2 separate regions of the Homo sapiens genome follow, and region 2 is linked to region 1. A link is a loop called in an ENCODE intact Hi-C map of the cell type or tissue named here. Cell type or tissue: heart left ventricle. All regions are shown on one strand. Each heading gives the region's core, and the rest is flanking DNA. Links, peaks and the distances in the headings are about the cores only.

What was found. Hi-C counts contacts between places; a loop is a spot of excess contacts. Peaks named below come from ENCODE experiments on the same cell type or tissue, not always from the same donor. Only the 100,000 strongest peaks of a DNase experiment are listed, where the experiment ranks them.
Region 2: it touches region 1 in a loop (7-fold over the local background); 17 of 110 quality-filtered maps call a loop at or near these places.

The regions. Positions count from the first base shown.
Region 1 is chr5:6,761,321-6,769,417 of GRCh38, forward strand. It overlaps LOC107986401 (a long non-coding RNA gene), which reads left to right. Exons shown (of 2, transcript XR_007058681.1): 2 at 1-3,741. LOC102724943 (splicing factor 3A subunit 2) reads left to right here and starts at 4,992. Exons shown (of 5, transcript XR_007059141.1): 1 at 4,992-5,043; 2 at 7,367-7,503. RefSeq lists an enhancer at 4,396-4,690. In heart left ventricle, for the core only: a CTCF peak has its summit at 4,545; DNase peaks (open chromatin) are centred at 4,561 and 5,451.
Region 2 is chr5:7,847,928-7,856,024 of GRCh38, forward strand. CFAP90 (cilia and flagella associated protein 90) reads right to left here and starts at 3,206. Exons shown (of 3, transcript NM_001089584.3): 1 at 2,948-3,206. The coding sequence starts at 3,094. It also overlaps a transcript of MTRR not described here. In heart left ventricle, for the core only: CTCF peaks have their summits at 2,127 (motif pointing left) and 3,234; DNase peaks (open chromatin) are centred at 1,974, 2,574 and 3,064; H3K4me3 peaks cover 1,553 bases; H3K27me3 peaks cover 425 bases.

The DNA.
Region 1 (8,097 bases), core at 3,292-5,791:
GCAATTTAACTGGGTGTCCTGTATTTTATCTGGCTCAACTTTGTTTAGACAGCAGGGTGCACAGCTGAAAAGATAACTTTTATAACATCTTTGCAGCTAGGGGTGGTCACAACAGAGTGCTTTCCTTTGGAATGAAACTTTTCTAGGAGCAAGTACTTTGCTTCCCTCCTTGGATTCTGGCTGGAATTCAAATGCAATGCCTGGTGACACAGCAGCCATGTTGTAACCATGAAGTGGCTAGCTGTGTAGTAAGGCTGACAGAGCAGGAAGCCAGAAAGGACCCAGAGTCCTGAGGCTTTGGTCCTTCTTTCTATGTTCATATATAACATTTGCATGAAGAAGACACCCACATCTGTTTATGCCACTGATATTCAGGGCTCTCAGCTGAATACAGTTTTAACTGATATATACAGGAAACACATACTTCAAACAAAATCTCATGTGAAACTCCATATGGGTTGAAGTTCTGGTTAAAGCAGTCTGGTAGGGAGGAAAAAGGGGACATAGCTTCATTGCTTGAATGTCTGTTCCACTCCTTCTCCCTTCTCCCGGATTTTGGGGGATGCCCTGTGGAGCCCCTCACTTTCCATGGAACACATCTTTAAGCCAGGAAACCACCAACTCTTCCCCACTCTTAGTTGCATTTTTCTCAACTCTTTAGGACAGGGGTTGAGGAGGGTGTCCTGCGGATTGCACAAATGCCTGCTGGACTGATCAGAGCCCTGGATCCTATACCTGGAGTTGGGAGCTTCCCCCAGGGCCCTGCAGCTCCCACCCTGGTTGCTGTGCACCGCGGAATGGGCCCGTCAGGAAACAGGAAGGCAGCCTGCTCCACTCAGGTCATTTGTCTGCCTCCTAATCCAGCTAAGGCACAGGCTGGAGACCTCAGTTAGGGAAGTCCCTTCCCTGCCCCCTTGGGAACACTGGCCCCACCTGGGTGCTGGTTTCACCACTTTGTTACCAAAGTCTGTCACAGACAGGCATTGGGTGAACTTACAGCTCAGCCTGCAGACGTAGCCCCAGGGCAGCATGGCTGGACTGAGCTGTGCACAGACGCCTGCTGCGTGCTGTGCCTCCCCTGCGGGTGGAAGTCTTGGCCCCTGGACCCGGCATTCGAGGCCTTCCGAGACATTCTGCCCTTGGAATGCTTGCCTCTCAATTGATCTGTCCTGAGTGGCTTGTTATTATTTTTTAATATTCAATCGGTCATGTATCAGTAGTTATGCAAAATGTGGCAAAAATGAATGACTGAAGAAAAATGAAATGGAAAAAGAAAAAATCTGAAAATACACAAAAGCGCACACTGTTTTGCCATTGGATTCAACAGACCTGAAACTATCCTTGCAGGAGCCCCTCGGTGCCCACCTGTAGGCCACGCTCACCAGCTGCACCAGAGCTGTGCTTCCAGCACCCAAAAGCTCCCTCCCTGAGCTGCACCCAGGCCTGCTCCCCACTCTCCTCACCAGCTGCACCCGTATCTCCCACGGCCCACCCAGGGTACTATCGATCCTTTAGTCCTCTTCTGCCAGTGTACCCCATGGCCCGGGACAACCCCTAGTATGCAATGGCTCTTTCTTGTGGGCAATGCATGGAGGCACACATCAGGGCCCTGCTTTTAAGAAGGAAGTACTGAGACCTGGGTGCCGCCTCTTCTAGGAGCCATGGATGCCGGGGCTTACCCCCAGAGACTGTGAATTGAATGGTTAGGAGGGAGCCTGCACACACCGGAGAGCTCTGAGCACCAGGCGAGTCTCCCATGTGGCCAGGTTGGGAGCCATCGCTGTTCATGTGGCCAGGGCTGCCTTGCCAGAGGAACTCATCTTACTTTGCCACCATGAAAATGTAACTGTTTATCATGTCATGACCTCCCTTGCTACAGTCGCTCTCGTCTTTTGTGTTCTATTTAATTTTTTAAAATGCTGGTGGCCCAGTCACTAAATTTTTTTTTTTTTTTTACCACCACTCATGGGCAGGACCTGTTACGTGAGACATGCACCAAAGCACGGAGAGGGACAGCCACGATCCTGCCCGGAACGGGTCTTCAGAACTGGGCAGAGCATGGCTCCTTTTGATGGGGGCCCCAGAACTCCTTTTCAAAGGCAATGGCAGGACGGGATCCACAGTGGGTGGCCCTTTGATAAGGAGGCATCCTCCAGCCAGAGTTGACACCACGTGGACAAGGTCTCAATGCTGCTTAACACTGTTTTGGGTGCAGAACAAAGAGCGGTTGGAACATTTCTCGTCTAGTCTCCCCCTCTGTACGTGTCCTGTGTTTCTAGCTTGTTCAAAGTGGTCAAAGACCCAAGGCTGGTCTGGCACAGAAGGGGTCGTGCCTACATGTAGGGAGGCGCTGACCCTTCTGTCTCCCCTTGTATGTCCCCAGGGACAGGACAGCCCCCTGCCTGTTGTCCCCAGTGTCCTCTGTGAATGGGGACCAGCTGTCTTTCAGGTAACTCCCTCCTCCTCCACCTCTGTCCACTCGCTCCGGTAGCCACCCCTTCCACGTGCAGTACGGCTCTGCATCCCTGAGAGCCTCGATGACTCCTCTCCTCTGCCTCTTCTCTAGTGTTGGGTCCTATATCTGTCAGTTAATTACGTATTCATTATAAGAACATATTTCTCTTGGGTCAATATTTAACTTTTCAAATTTATCTTCTTTACTCAATAAATTGTGACCATGGGTGTCTGTTCCTCGTGGGCTCAACACTGCCAGGCATGTAGAAATTGCTTGATGCAGTTTCACTGGCTTGTGGACAGGCAGTTATGCTTCTCTGTGCTTCTGTGATTCCATGCTAAAGAAAGTCAGTAGCAAGCAAATAGCAGAGCTTTAGTGGGTAAGGACAGTATTTTACCTTGAAAAAGGCAGCAGGAAAGAGAGTTAAGACTCAAGTTTCCTTTATTAAGGAAAATTGAAATCTAGGTACCTACAGATGCTCTTTGACTTATATGATATGGTTAGGTCTCGATAAACCCACTGTAAGTCAAAAATGCTTTTAATACACCTAACCTACCGAATGTCTATGTTACATATGCGTAGAGCACTTATATTTGCATCCAGTTGGGCAAAATCATCTAACACAAGCTGATTTTATTAATATTAAAATTGATGTAATATATGTACATATTTTAGTACATGTGATAGTTTAATATGTTCATATAATTTGTATAGGTCAAATCAGAGTAATCAGGAGATCTATCACCTTAAATATTTCTTTATGCTAAAAACATTGGAATTATTCTATCTATTTTGAAACATACAATAGATTGTTATAAACTTTAGTGTCCCTACTGATCTAGAACTACCATGTGATCCAGAAATCTCACTATTGGGCATATATCCAAAAGAAAAAATTATTGAAGAGACATCTGCACTCCATGTTTTTTGCAGCACTATTGACAAGAGCCAAGATGTGGAATCAATCTAAGTGCCCATCAGTGGATGAATGGATAAAGAAAATGTGGTGTAAATACACAGTGGAACACTCTTCAGCCATTTGAAACACAGATAGAACTGGAGGCCATTATGTTAAGTGAAACAAGCCAAACAGAAAGGTAAATACTGCATGTTCTCGGATGTGGGAGCTGAAGTGGATCTTCTGAAGATAGAGAATGGACTGGTGTTACCAGGGGCTGGGAAGGATTGGGAGTAGGGGGATGAAGAGAGGTTGATTAATGGGTACACAATCTCACATAATGTATTGTATGCTTTACTGAAATAAAAACAGAATGGTTGTATGGGTACTCTAAGTATGGTTTCTCCTAAACACATACGGCTTCCACACCATCATAAAATTGAAAAATCATTAAGTCAAGCACTGTCTAATATAACTTAATACAATGCTAAGGTCCTTCATTTAATTGTAACATAAGTCACTCAAGTGTTGCCATCCTGGATGATTTTCTTGGATTTTTTTTTTTTTTTTTTTTTTTTAAGACAAGGTCTTCTTGCTCTGGAGTGCAGTGGTGTGATCACAGCTCATGGCAGCCTCATACTCGTAGGCTCAAGCAATCTTCTCATCTCAGCCTCCAGAGTAGCTGGGACTACTGGCATGTTCCACCATGCCCAGTTAATTATTATTATTGTTTTTTGTAGAGACGGGGTTTTGCCATGTTGTCCAGGGTAGTCTCGAACTCTTGGGCTCAAGCGATCCTCCCTCCTCAGCCTCCCAAAGTGCCGTGTGCCACCATACCCAGCCCCTCTTTGGTTTTTTAAAAGTGCCTGCTAGCTCATCAGCACAGGAGCAAGGCGACTTGGAGCCACAATGAGACAGATGATTGCCAGTGTTGTTTCATTTCAGTTCTTAAGTTCCTGCATGGGGTGCTTACTGATGAGTCTGTCTCTCCTCTCAGGTAAGCCAGGCCTCCATCCACTCCTGCACAGCAGGGAACGCTGCACGGTGGCCCAGGGTTCGTGGTGGGCACGCCGTACCCCTCACCCCCTCCACGTGGAGTCTGGCTGAGGGCTCCCTCCCGCATGCCAGGCCTGGCATGTCGGTGCAGGCCCTTGCATTTCTGGCTGTGCTGCGCAGTCTCACCCTTGAGAAGAAGGGGGCGCTGTTGCCTCAGCCTTGCAGAGTTTCTCTGTGGTCAAACCACCCTGCCAGCCTCCCTGCTGCAGCCGGCAGCACGTCACTCCATGCGGGAGGGGAGCCCCACCTAAGGTAGGCTGTGAATTAATATTTTTTAAAGCCCCAGGTATTCAGGTTTAAAAAAGGCCCAGGGACATGAGGCTGCAATTTTTTGCTCTATTGAAGAAAAGAAAAATCTGTAGAATTTTAACAGTGACAATGAGGTTGAAGCTACTACAGATGCTGCACCTTGGGGGTCTTGGGGTCCCTCCTGCTCCCCAGGGGAGTCCATCAGTTCCCACAGAGGGTCTGCTAGAATTGCTGAAATCAGACTCGCAGCCACCCAGCAAACCTGCACCAAGTTCTGGGGCCAATTCTGGTGTGGGCAGGGGATTGGTGGCCGCTTTGTCGTTAGGGTCCCCGATGTCGGACATGAGCTTGATGAGTGGAGGAGCCGGGCCCCATGAGGATGCTGGTCTGTTCTTCCCCAGAATCTGCCTATGGCTCAGCCTCAGAACCTCAGGAATGGAAACAGGAGCAGAGAGCTGTCTATGCGGGGAGGTCCTGGGTCCAGTTTCCATCTCACTCCCCGATGGGCTTGTGAACTGAGGCGGTGGCATTCTCTGCCTGGCCCTTTTGTCTGGTTGGAGAATGAGACCTACTGCCTGGAGCGGTGGGGCCTGGATGCAGGCCTTGGCGCAGGGCGCTTTGCAAACTGCCTGGTGCTTTGCAGATGCCTCTCACCGCAACCTTCCCCTCCAAGCCTGCAGCCTTTAGGACTTCCTGCTCCTCTGCTGCTCCCTCCCTCCCTCTCCCCTCGCTGGCACTCTCTGTCTGGCTGCCCAGGGCACTGACTCACTGGAGTGCCCCTGGCTCACCGCCAGCAGACATTTCCCTGTCACCGCCAAGGGCTGAGGAGGTGGCTGAGGCTCTGGCCCCGGAGCCTGGAGGCCAGGGCAGCTGCAGAGGAGCAGCTGGGTGCCATGCGGGCCTCTGGGAAATGTCCCAGACACCTGCCTTGGAAGCCCCAGGGGCAAAACAGCCACTGAACTCTACAGGAGCCCCACCCTGAGGCCACTTCTCCCTCAGGGAACCAGTGCGCTGTGTGGGGTGGAGCGAGTGAGGTCGGGAAGCTGGGGCCATGTCCGGTGACAAGGAGGATCCCTCCCGGACATGGGCGAGGCTGGGAGTGGGCAGCCAACTAGCCAGCCATGGGTCCTGGGAGCTGGCTTATTTTGGTTGTTAGGTTTATGGCCATATTAAGAGAACAGCAGTTTTGGCAAATGCCCTACAAGTAGACACTCAAAACCTACATTGGTAGAGAATAAATATTTCTTATTTTATCAGTGCAAAAGAACACAAAACTGTCTTTTCTCTCTCTCCACTCTTTTTTTTTTTTTTTTTTTTTTGAGACGAAGTCTTGCCCTGTCGCCCAGGCTGGATTGCAGTTTGCAATGGCACGATCTCGGCTCACTGCATCCTCTGCCTCCCGGGTTCAATCGATTCTCCTGCCTCAGCCTCCCGAGTAGCTGGGATTACAGACGTGCACCACCACTTCTGGTTAATTTTTTGTATCTTTAGACAAAGTTTCACCATGTCAGCCAGACTGATCTCGAACTCCTGACCTCATGATCTGCCCACCTTGGCCTCCCAAAGTGCTGGGATTACAGGCGTGATCCACCACTCCGGGCCCTCTCTCTCCACTCTTTAAAATAATCCTTGTCTCCTTTTTGCTGTGATTTCACGTCCTGCAGGTGGGAGGTACCAGCAGGTCTGGACAGGCGGGACTTGCCTTGTGTCTTCCAGTCTGGACTGGCTCCATGGCTACCCTTCCCACAAGGCCTCCGCATTGGTGCTGGGGAACGAGGCAGCAACTTGATCCTCAAGTTGCTCTGATTTGTCCTTACACAGTAGCCCTCTTCTCTAGCAGGCATGTCAGGGTGGTCAGGAGACAGGAGGCGGGGGCTGGGGAGGGGTTAGGCCTCAGCCCGCATGGGGGGTGTCCTCTGCAGGGAGGTGAGCAGCTTAGCATCTGCCAGCACCAATCATTCTGTGGGCTTCAGGCTGTAGCGGGGCTCTAGTTGCCTGCTTCCTGGCCCTGGAATGACTTGGGTACGGGGAGTGTTGGCTGGATGTGCAAGAGTCAGATAATGGAGGTGGGTGGGAGATAGGGCTGAGATGTTTTGTCCCCTCCACATATGTTGAAATGTGGCCACCAATGCTGGAGGTGGGCCTGCTGGGAGGTGTTTGGCTCATGAGGGCTGATGCCTCCTCAGTGGTTGCTGCTGTCCTCGTGGTAATGAGTTCTCACTACGAGTTCACGCAAGTTCTGGTTGTTTAAAGAGCCTGGCACCTCCTCCCTCTCTCGGGCTCCTTCTCTCGCCAGGTGAGGCACCTGCTCCCCCTTTGCCTCCTGCCATGAGTGGAAGCTTCCCAAGTCCTCACCAGATGCAAATGTTGGTGCCATGCTTCCTGTACAGCCTGCAGAACTGTGAGCCAAAGAAACCGCTTTTCTTTATAAATTACCCAGTTTCAGGTATTTCCTTGCAGCAACATGAAAGACTAATACAGTGGGGCCCACCAAGCTGCCTCGTAGCCGGAGGGAATCTCTTTGGCCAACAGTTGGCCTTGAGAATGTCAAACAGACATGCAGAATCTAAGAAAACACAGAACGGGCAGACAGAGAGTGGGCTTTTCCTTCATGTTGGGTATTAGAAAAGGGGAGATTCCCATTCCTGAGGCTGTGTCAGGGTGTGGGGGGTGTGGCCTGCCCTGGCCTGAGGTGTGCTCCTTTTAAGACTTCCCACCCATTGGTCAAAGCGTCCACCCTGAATGGACCAGGTTGCTGGTGGACACTGATCCCTGTGGCCAGGGCCTCCGAGCATTTGGTGTTCAGCTCATCGGGGACTCTGTGGACACCAGAGGGCAGAATGGGGTCTGTCTGCCCAAAAGCCCCGTGGGGAGTGAGCGTGAATTACCCCAGAGTCTGTGTAGGGAAGCCTCCTGGAGCCTGGTGCTTTCTCCTTTACAGTGGCTTTCAGTTTGTGGATTTTTCTGAAGTTATTGGCCTTGGAGCTTGCGTCAAGTTTCCCGAAGACCACTCCCAGTGTTGGTGATTTTCTCAGGAGGACTCACAGCCCTCATCACGTGGTGCTATCCTCACAGCATGGTTCATTACTACGAAAGGACACAGAGCAAGCCAGCAGGGGAAAGTCACGTGGGGCAGAGTCCGGGGATCTGGGCGCAAGTTCCCAAGAGCCTGTCCTGGTGCAGCTACACAGGACAAGGTTATTTTCTCCAGTGTCAGGTTATGACAACACTTGTGAACTGTCAGCTACAGGATACTCTTAGGGACTCAGCGCCCAGGGTTTTTACTAGGGCGTAGCATGTACCCAAATTCTAGGCTCCCTGAGGGAAAGCAGGTGTTCAGTGGAAAGCACACTTGTTAAAAGTGGCTGAGGCACAGGGAGCCACCCTTACCATCTGGGGACGCTGGGGATCCTGCAGCCCACTGTGCAGGGATGGGGGT
Region 2 (8,097 bases), core at 1,934-4,433, 1.1 Mb after region 1:
TTATTACCAATGTTTTTATTCTGTCCAACAGCCAGATGAATTTTATTTCCTTTCAACATAACAGCATAGAACAAGTTAACACAAAAACACTCCTTATTTTTTCCACTGTTTATCTCATGCGGTGCATTACTGCTATGCATTAATCATAAGCTGATTGGCAGTCACATGAGTATTGCATACTTAAAATGTAAAATTCATTTAATAAATGAGATTATGTATAGGTAACAGTTCTTTCAAAACATATTGCTCCCAGGAGGAAAAAAATGAAGTCCCTGGTGGCAATGAGATTGGGAACTTACCATTCCCTCGTGTTTCCCTCCTGTCTTAATATTCAGAGGATAATCGAGCCTGGGAGAACAGGCAAACAGGGCTGCAGAGACAGATCTGATTGCAAATGTCCCTTTTCCCCCTGTCCTTGCATATTGCTCAAAGCCAAGCAGAGAGGAGCTATCAGATACCAGAGATCCTCCTGGGAGCAGGCTGAGGTTTATGGCTGCCGTATTTGTCAGCTGGGGCTGCACAAACTAAGTACCATGGATGACGTGGCTTAACCAACAGAATTCACTGTCTCACAGTACTGGCACCAGAAGTATGGAATCAAGCAGTTGGCTGTGAAGGAATGCCCTGTTCCAGGCCTTTCCCTGAGGCTTGTAGGCAGCTGTCTTCTCCCTGTGTCCCTTTACATCATCCTCCCTGATATGGTTTGGCTGTGTCCCTACCCAAATCTCATCTTGAATTGTAGTTCCCATAATTCCCACATGTCCTGGGAGGGACCGTCTGGAGATAATTGAATCATGGGGGCAGTTCCTCCCATCCTGTTCTCGTGATAGTGAGTTAGTTCTCACAGGACCTGATGGTTTTATAAGGGTCTTGCCTCTTCACTGTGCACTCATTCCTCTTCATGCTGCCACGTGAAGGACATATTTACATCTCCTTCTGCCATGATTATAAGTTTCCTGAGTCCTTCCCAGCCATGCTGAACTGTGAGTCAGTTAAACCTCTTTCCTTTATAAATTACCGAGTCTTGGGTATGTCTTTATTAGCAGTGTGAGAAAGGACTAATACATGCATGTCTGTCTCTATATATCCAAATTTCCCCTTTTCTCAAAGACACCAGTCATACTGGAATAGGGCTCATCCTAGTGGCCTCATTTTATTTTGATTATCTCTGTAAAATTCTATTTCCAAATAAGTTCACATTCTAAGGTACTGGGGATTAAGACTCCAAAACATAAATTTCAAGGGGACACAATTCAACCGACAGCAGTTGTCTAAACTAGAAACACGATTGCTTCTGTTGGTGAGGCTGTCCAAGAGTGCTTACACTTTATGTGTGGCATGCAGGCCAGTGTGTGCTAACCCAGTCAGAAGGGGAATTTATTTAGGGTCTAGGATGGTGGGGGCAGGAGGTGGGGAAAGGAAGGATGCATTTTCTGGGAACACCTTATACACCATAAGGGAACGATCTCCTTCCCCCTAGACACCTGGCTAATCTATATCCCTCTCTACCCACTCAAGCCACCAGGACAGCTAGAATTAGAAAGACCTGTCCCAGTTACGCCTGCAGGCTGAGGGTCCTCAATGAATGCTCCTTTTCAGTAATGACTCCCCTGCCCCTGCATCTTGAGCAAGACAAACCGGGGACATTTAGGAACAATGGTGAGAAGAAAGGAGTAGATGACCCTCAACTGGCTTTGAATTTACTACTTTTCCTGCCTTTGGCCGCTGGTGGGAGATGCAGGGTGCCCAGTGGCCTTCGCAGACTCGCAGATCCCATCCCAGGAAATGCACGGGCCGGTGTGGCCAGGACAGAACAGAGGGACCACTCTCAGTCCAGCCCTCCCTGCAGGCGGCTCGCCAGCTATTCCTTCTGGTCTTCGGTTTGCAGGAGGGCAGAGGGTTTCCCGCGCCCTGGACCATCCGGGCGTAGTCCCGGCAGCAAGGCCTTCTTTCCTTGCTAGCCTGGGCCTGCCGCAGACAGACCCCAGAGGGAGCCGCGCCCAGCCCGCTGGGCGGCCCCGGCTTCCCGCGACCCCCTCCAGACCCTGGGCAGAAAGAGCGCCCTGCTGTCCCGACAGAGCCACTGTGCTTTTGAGGGATCCTGACACCTAGTGGCTCCCGCTCCCTTCTCCGAAGAGCACCGGGTCCTATCTGAGCATTCCCGCGACTCCCAGCCCCTGATCGCAGCTAAGACACCCATTCGCGCACCCGGCTTCTCCCACATCCTCGTCCCAGGGGTTCAGCTGACACTGGTAGTCGCCTGAGCTGTACTCTTTGGGGCCCAGGCGCCTTGGCGGGAGCTCACCCTCCCTGTCTCCCCAGCTGACCCTGCCGCGCCCCCTTCATCTCCGCACGCTCCCACCCGGCCCCCTCCACAGGCTGTCCAGCCCCGCCCCTCGGAACCCACCCCTGGTAGTGAAGCCCTGCCCCCAGGGTCCCTGCCCGAAGGTGCGCTCCTCCTCTAGGGCCCCTCTACTCTGTGAGCTCTGTCCCCGATCCCTAGCGGTGCAGCCCCTCCCAGGGCCCCTCCTCGTTGTGAGCTCCTCTCTCCAGTCCCCGGCGGCGCATCCCTGCCCCCAGGCCCCCTCCCCTAAGGTGAACCCTGCCCCAAGGCCCCAGTCCCTAAGGTGAACCCCGCCCCCAGGCTGCCTCCCCTAAGGTAACCCCGCCCCCAGGCCCCCTCCCCTAAGGTGAGCCCCGCCCCTAGGCCCCCGCCCCTAAGGTGAGCCCCGCCCCCAGGCCCCTTTCCCTAAGGTGAACCCCGCCCCTACGCCCTCCCTCCGAGGGAGAGCCCCGCCCCAAGACCCTTCCGCTGGGGTGATCCCTTCTCCCCCGCCCCTCCGCGGCCGCCCGCCCCTGCCCAGCCGCCCAGCCGCCCAGCCGCCCAGCCGCCCAGCCGCCCAGCCGCCCAGCCTTCCGGTCTCCGCGCCCAGTCCGCGGTCCTCACCCGCGCCGGGCGGTAGTAGTAGCTGTGCTCTTTGGGGTCCAGGCGCCGCGGCGGGATGTAGCTGAAGGCGGACTGCGCCGAGACGGGCGGCGGCCTGGGCTTGCCCCGCAGCGTGGACGCGGTGGTCTCCTCCTCGTCGTCCTCCATGCCGCCACCGTCCAGCGCCCCCGCCTTGGCCGCGGTCCGTCCCGCCCGCCCAGGGGCCCAGTCGGAGTCTGCAGGCCTCAGGTTGCTCAGCGCCAGCGTCTAGCCCGCGTCTGTGTTCGGTCGTTGCCTGGAAACCGCCGCCTGGCGACCCGGAGCTGCCCTGCAGCATTCCCGCTCCAGGGTGGAGCGACCCTCCCCTCCTCCCTCCCGGCCCCTCGACTACACCTGGGGTCTCTCCTTCCTTCCTCCTCGGGAGGAGCCCGACTGGGAGACGCCGCGGGGACTACCCATTTCCAGCCCGCTCACCTTTCCCATGCAGCAGCCCCTGCTTCACTCACTGATCACTCCTTCGCGAGACCATTAGTGACTGAGCACCTAGCGCATGGTGTGTCAGGAGCTGGAGATTGAGCCTTGAACGGAGCAGGCCTTGTCCACAGGAAGCTTACAGTCTGGAGAAGACACATGAAAGACGCGAAGAAGCCAAATGACTTGCCGAGGCTCCAGGGCAGCGCTGTCCAATAGAAACATGATGAGAGCCACGTGTGTCGTTTCTTATTTGACTCAGTAAGTCCAAAACGTTATCATTTCAACAAATGGCACTAGCTGCCTTTCAAGCTCTCGGTGGCCACGTGTGGCTAGCAGTTACAGTATTGGCCAGTGCAGGTGTAAGGCTGCATGAATTTACAGAATCTGGCAGAACTCAGCTGCTGTGGACAGGGCTCTTGCAATCCTTTGCCAGTGTGTTTACGTTGGCCCTTGATCTGAATGCTGGGTCAATACCTGCGTTCCGTTTGTTGAAAATGTGTTAAGCTGTATACTCGTGATTGGTGGGTGTACAGCCAAGAAAAGTTAAAAACAAACAAACAAAAAAAGCCATGATGACCAAGGCTTGGGAAATGCTTTAGCCAGCGTGCCTGGGAAGGCCAGCCTTGCTGAGAAGGTGGTGTTTGAGATGAAGCATAGCGATAATGAGAAGCCAGTTCTGTGAGTCTGGCAATCCCTTCCAAGCCAACTTGGTCCTCTGAGGCAGAGACAATCTTGTGTTTGAATGGCAGCAGGAAGTGGGGTGGTGTGGCCTCATGAAGCCAGAAACTGGTAGGAAGTGAAGGTGAACAGATAGGTGGGGGCCTGATGGAGAGATCTTACAGATGATGGAAGGAGCAGTGCCCTGCCTTCTTCCCCATCCCTGCAACTAGGTAGGAATCTCTTGTCTGCCATTCTGTGATGCAGGCTGGTGGCTTAAGATGCCTCTCTCATTCTGAGGCACCTGGTGATCCACTCTGTAGAGGTCTCCAGAGTTCTAGAGATCCTTCTGGGCAGGATTTAAGACATCCCGGTGCCACCACGCTTTTTCTCTCTCTTTTTATTTATATCTGTCTCTCTCGTGGGTCCCCATGAGCTTCCTGAGAAACCCATGTGCCTTCTTTGTCCCACTAACACATCTTTTTGCTCCATGGCCAGGCAGAACACAAGTCAGCCATGAGTCAAGGGTCAGACACCTGCCCACCATGTCTCTAAGCCCCAGGGGACCTAGCAACCTCATTGGAGCCACTTGGAGAGGGTGACATATCCCTGGTGCTTGGAGATGGAGCACCATCTCTCCTACATGTGAAGCAAAGGAAAAGGGGCTCTTATTTTTCTCCCATGGGCTGAAGTCATGAAAGGCATGACTCATACTTTTTTGCTTTTTTGGCCTCATTAAAGCAGCAGCCAAATATGTTTTTTTTTTTTAAGCCCTTATAATCTACTGCCTCTCTCAACTTCTCTCAATGTCTCCAAATACACAAGAGAGGTCAACTAATGGTCACAAGATTTTGTAAGCTTTGCATTGGTGACCCAGTATCATACTTTGGAAAGTGAAAGTACTTGAAACCAATTATCTTGGGAATTCAGCTAAAACTGAGACCGAGATAATTTCTTAGTAAAAGAAATTAGTAAAGTTTACACAGTTATACAGATGTGAATCTGCTAACTTCAGTTCAGTCGGTGACATTTTGTCATGTCCTAGACCAAGAGCTCTTGAGGGCAAGGCTACCTACATCTTTTTCTTCTTGGATGGAGATATGGTTAGGCTTTGTGTCCCCACCTTAATCTCATCTTGAATTGTAATCCCCATAATCCCCACATGTCAAAGGAGTGACCAAGTGGAGATAATTGAATCCTGGGGGCCATTTCCCCCATGCTGTTCTTGTGATAGTGAATTCTCACAGGATCTGATGGTTTTATAAGGGGCTCCTCCCCTTTTGTTCAGTGCTTCTCCTTCCTGCCACCTTGTGAAGAAGGTGCCTTGCTTCCCCTTTGCTTTCTGCCGTGATTGTAAGTTTCCTGAGGCCACCCCAGCCATACTGAACTGTGAGACAATTAAAACTCTTTCCTTTATGAATTACCCAGTCTCAGGTATTTCTTTATAGCAGCATGAGAACAAACTTATACAGATGGCTCAAGTCAGGCATACAGGCATACAGTAGGAAGTCAAATATTTGAGTCTGAGACAAGGGCCTGAGTTTATTTGGGAGGTAATTCCAGGGAACAGGAGAGAGGGACCAAGAGGAGCAAGAAGCAGGAGAGACACCAAGGATGCACTACCCAGGTCACTGCTGAAGGCAACTGGTGAATGGTCATGAACCTTTCTGAGGGGCCTGGAGAGGCCTTGAAGAATTGCCCCAGAGGATCAACATGGAGGCATGTTTCATCACTTGCTCCTGTCTGCTCGGTGGAGGCTCGCTCCTTCAGTTGTTGACTCCTGAACTTGTACGACCACTGCCCCAGGGCCTCACAGTCTCCCCTGGAGTGTCTTGCCTCCTTGGTGTCCGAGGAGCCCTAGGGCTGACAGCAAAAGACAGGGGCATGTACTGGAGGTGAGATGCTTCTTTCATGAGGTGAGTCATAGCCCCACGGAATGGTCCACCAGAGATGAGGGTGGAATGAGATGTGAGGCCCTGAGGATGCAGGGCAGGTTACCAGAGACAGATGAAACCATGGGCAAGGCAGACTTTGGCAATTTTGATTATTAAGAGGCTTTAGTTCCTTTTTTAAAAATACTCTTTTTAAAAAAGTATTTTCCTATATGATCTTATTATATATTCCCAGGTACATGAGTGGAATACAAGGTCACAGAGTCATACATTTAGGCTCCTCATGTCTGTACTCGTACTCAAAAGTTCTGTGCCGGAGAAGGGGAGGATGAAAGAAGCATAAAAACCCTCCTCTCAAAGGAGGCAAATTAATAGAGTAAGGACACACACTGGGGCTGGGTTAAACATAGTGTATTAGTGAGGGTTCCCTCAAGGGACAGAACTAATAGGATGTATATATATATCTATGTAAAGATATATATTATATATATTTTTTTATATGGGAGTTTATTAAGGAGTATTAACTCACGTGATCACAAGTTCCCTGTATTAGTTCGTTTTCACTCTGCTGATAAAGACATACCCAAGACTGGGATGAAAAGAGGTTTAATTGGACTTAGAGTTCCACATGGCTAGGGAGGCCTCAGAATCATGGCAGGAGATGAAAGGCACTCCTTACATGGTGGCGGCAAGAGAAAATGAGGAAGATGCAAAAGCGGAAACCCCTGATAAAACTATCAGATCTCATGAGACTTATTCCCTACCACGAGAATATGGGGGAACCACCCCCATGATTCAAGCTATCTCCCTCCGGGTCTCTCCCACAACACATGAGAATTATGGAGATTTGGGTCGGGACGTAGAGCCAAACCATATCAGTCCTACAATCGGCCACCTGCAAGCTGAGGAGCAAGGAGGCCAGTCTGAGTCCCAGAGCTGAAGAACTTGGAGTTTGATGTTCAAGGGCAGGAAGCATCTAGCACGGGAGAAAGAGGTAGGCTGGGAGGCTAAGCCAGTCTAGTCTTTCACCTTCTTCTGCCTGCTTTTATATTCTGGCATCATTCCCAAGGCATTCAAGCCAAATTGAAGCAAGTCTCTGGATCTGCCCTTTGGTTTAATAGGAAATGCAGCAGATAGATATAGAAACAAGTTAGACAACACCAAATCAACAGTGTGGGACATTCTACAGGGCAATTGATCTAATTTCTCCAATAACTTAATGACATGAAAACTACGTGAGAAAGAGTAGCAGTTAGAGACATAAGAGACTTCAGTGGTAGAATCTCTAAAAGTCATACGTGGACTTTGGATCCTGATTCAAAAACATCAACAGTTAAAAAATATTTTTGAGATAGTACAGGAAATTTAGAATATAGACTACACATTAAATGATGACAGGGAATAATAACTAATTTTGTTATTTGTAACAATGGCTGAATGATTAGATAAAAAAAGAAAAAAAGCTTATCAATTATAGATGAATACTGAAGTATTTAGGATAAAATAATATGATAGCTTGGATTTCTCTAGAAACATTCCAGTGGAAAAAAAAAAAAGAAAAAGTTAAAGAATAGATGAAACATGATTGGAAAATTATGGTAATTTTCATGCTGAATAGAGGAACTTGCAAACTTATACTTTTTTTTTTAGAGATGGGGTTTTGCTCTGCCACTCAGGCTGGAGAGCAGTGGCGTGATCATAGCTCCTGGCCTCAAGTAATCCTCCTGCCGTGGCCTCCCAAAGCACTGGGAATACAACATGAGCCACTGAGCCAGCTTTTCTTTCAATTCTTATACTTTTCTTTCAATTCTTATGTGTGTTCAAAATTTCCTGTAATACAAGCAAAAACAGTAGGGTTATTAAGATTGTTTCTTGTAAACATTAGAACCCAAAATATCAACTCCACCCACACACTGTGAGCACTCTGTATCGGAGACTGTGGGAGTGGGAGGGAGATGTTTGCTTTTTCTGGGATGGGATTACAAGTACTGGATGAAGGCAAAATTTCTTTTGATGGAGCCCAACAGGGGGAGAACATCAACATGAAGGCAGGTTTCCTGACTCGTGCAGCAGGGGAGACTGCACACCACAGGAGCCTAGAGACATCGAGTCAAACATAGGACTAGACAGGGCTGTTGTAGGATTTGG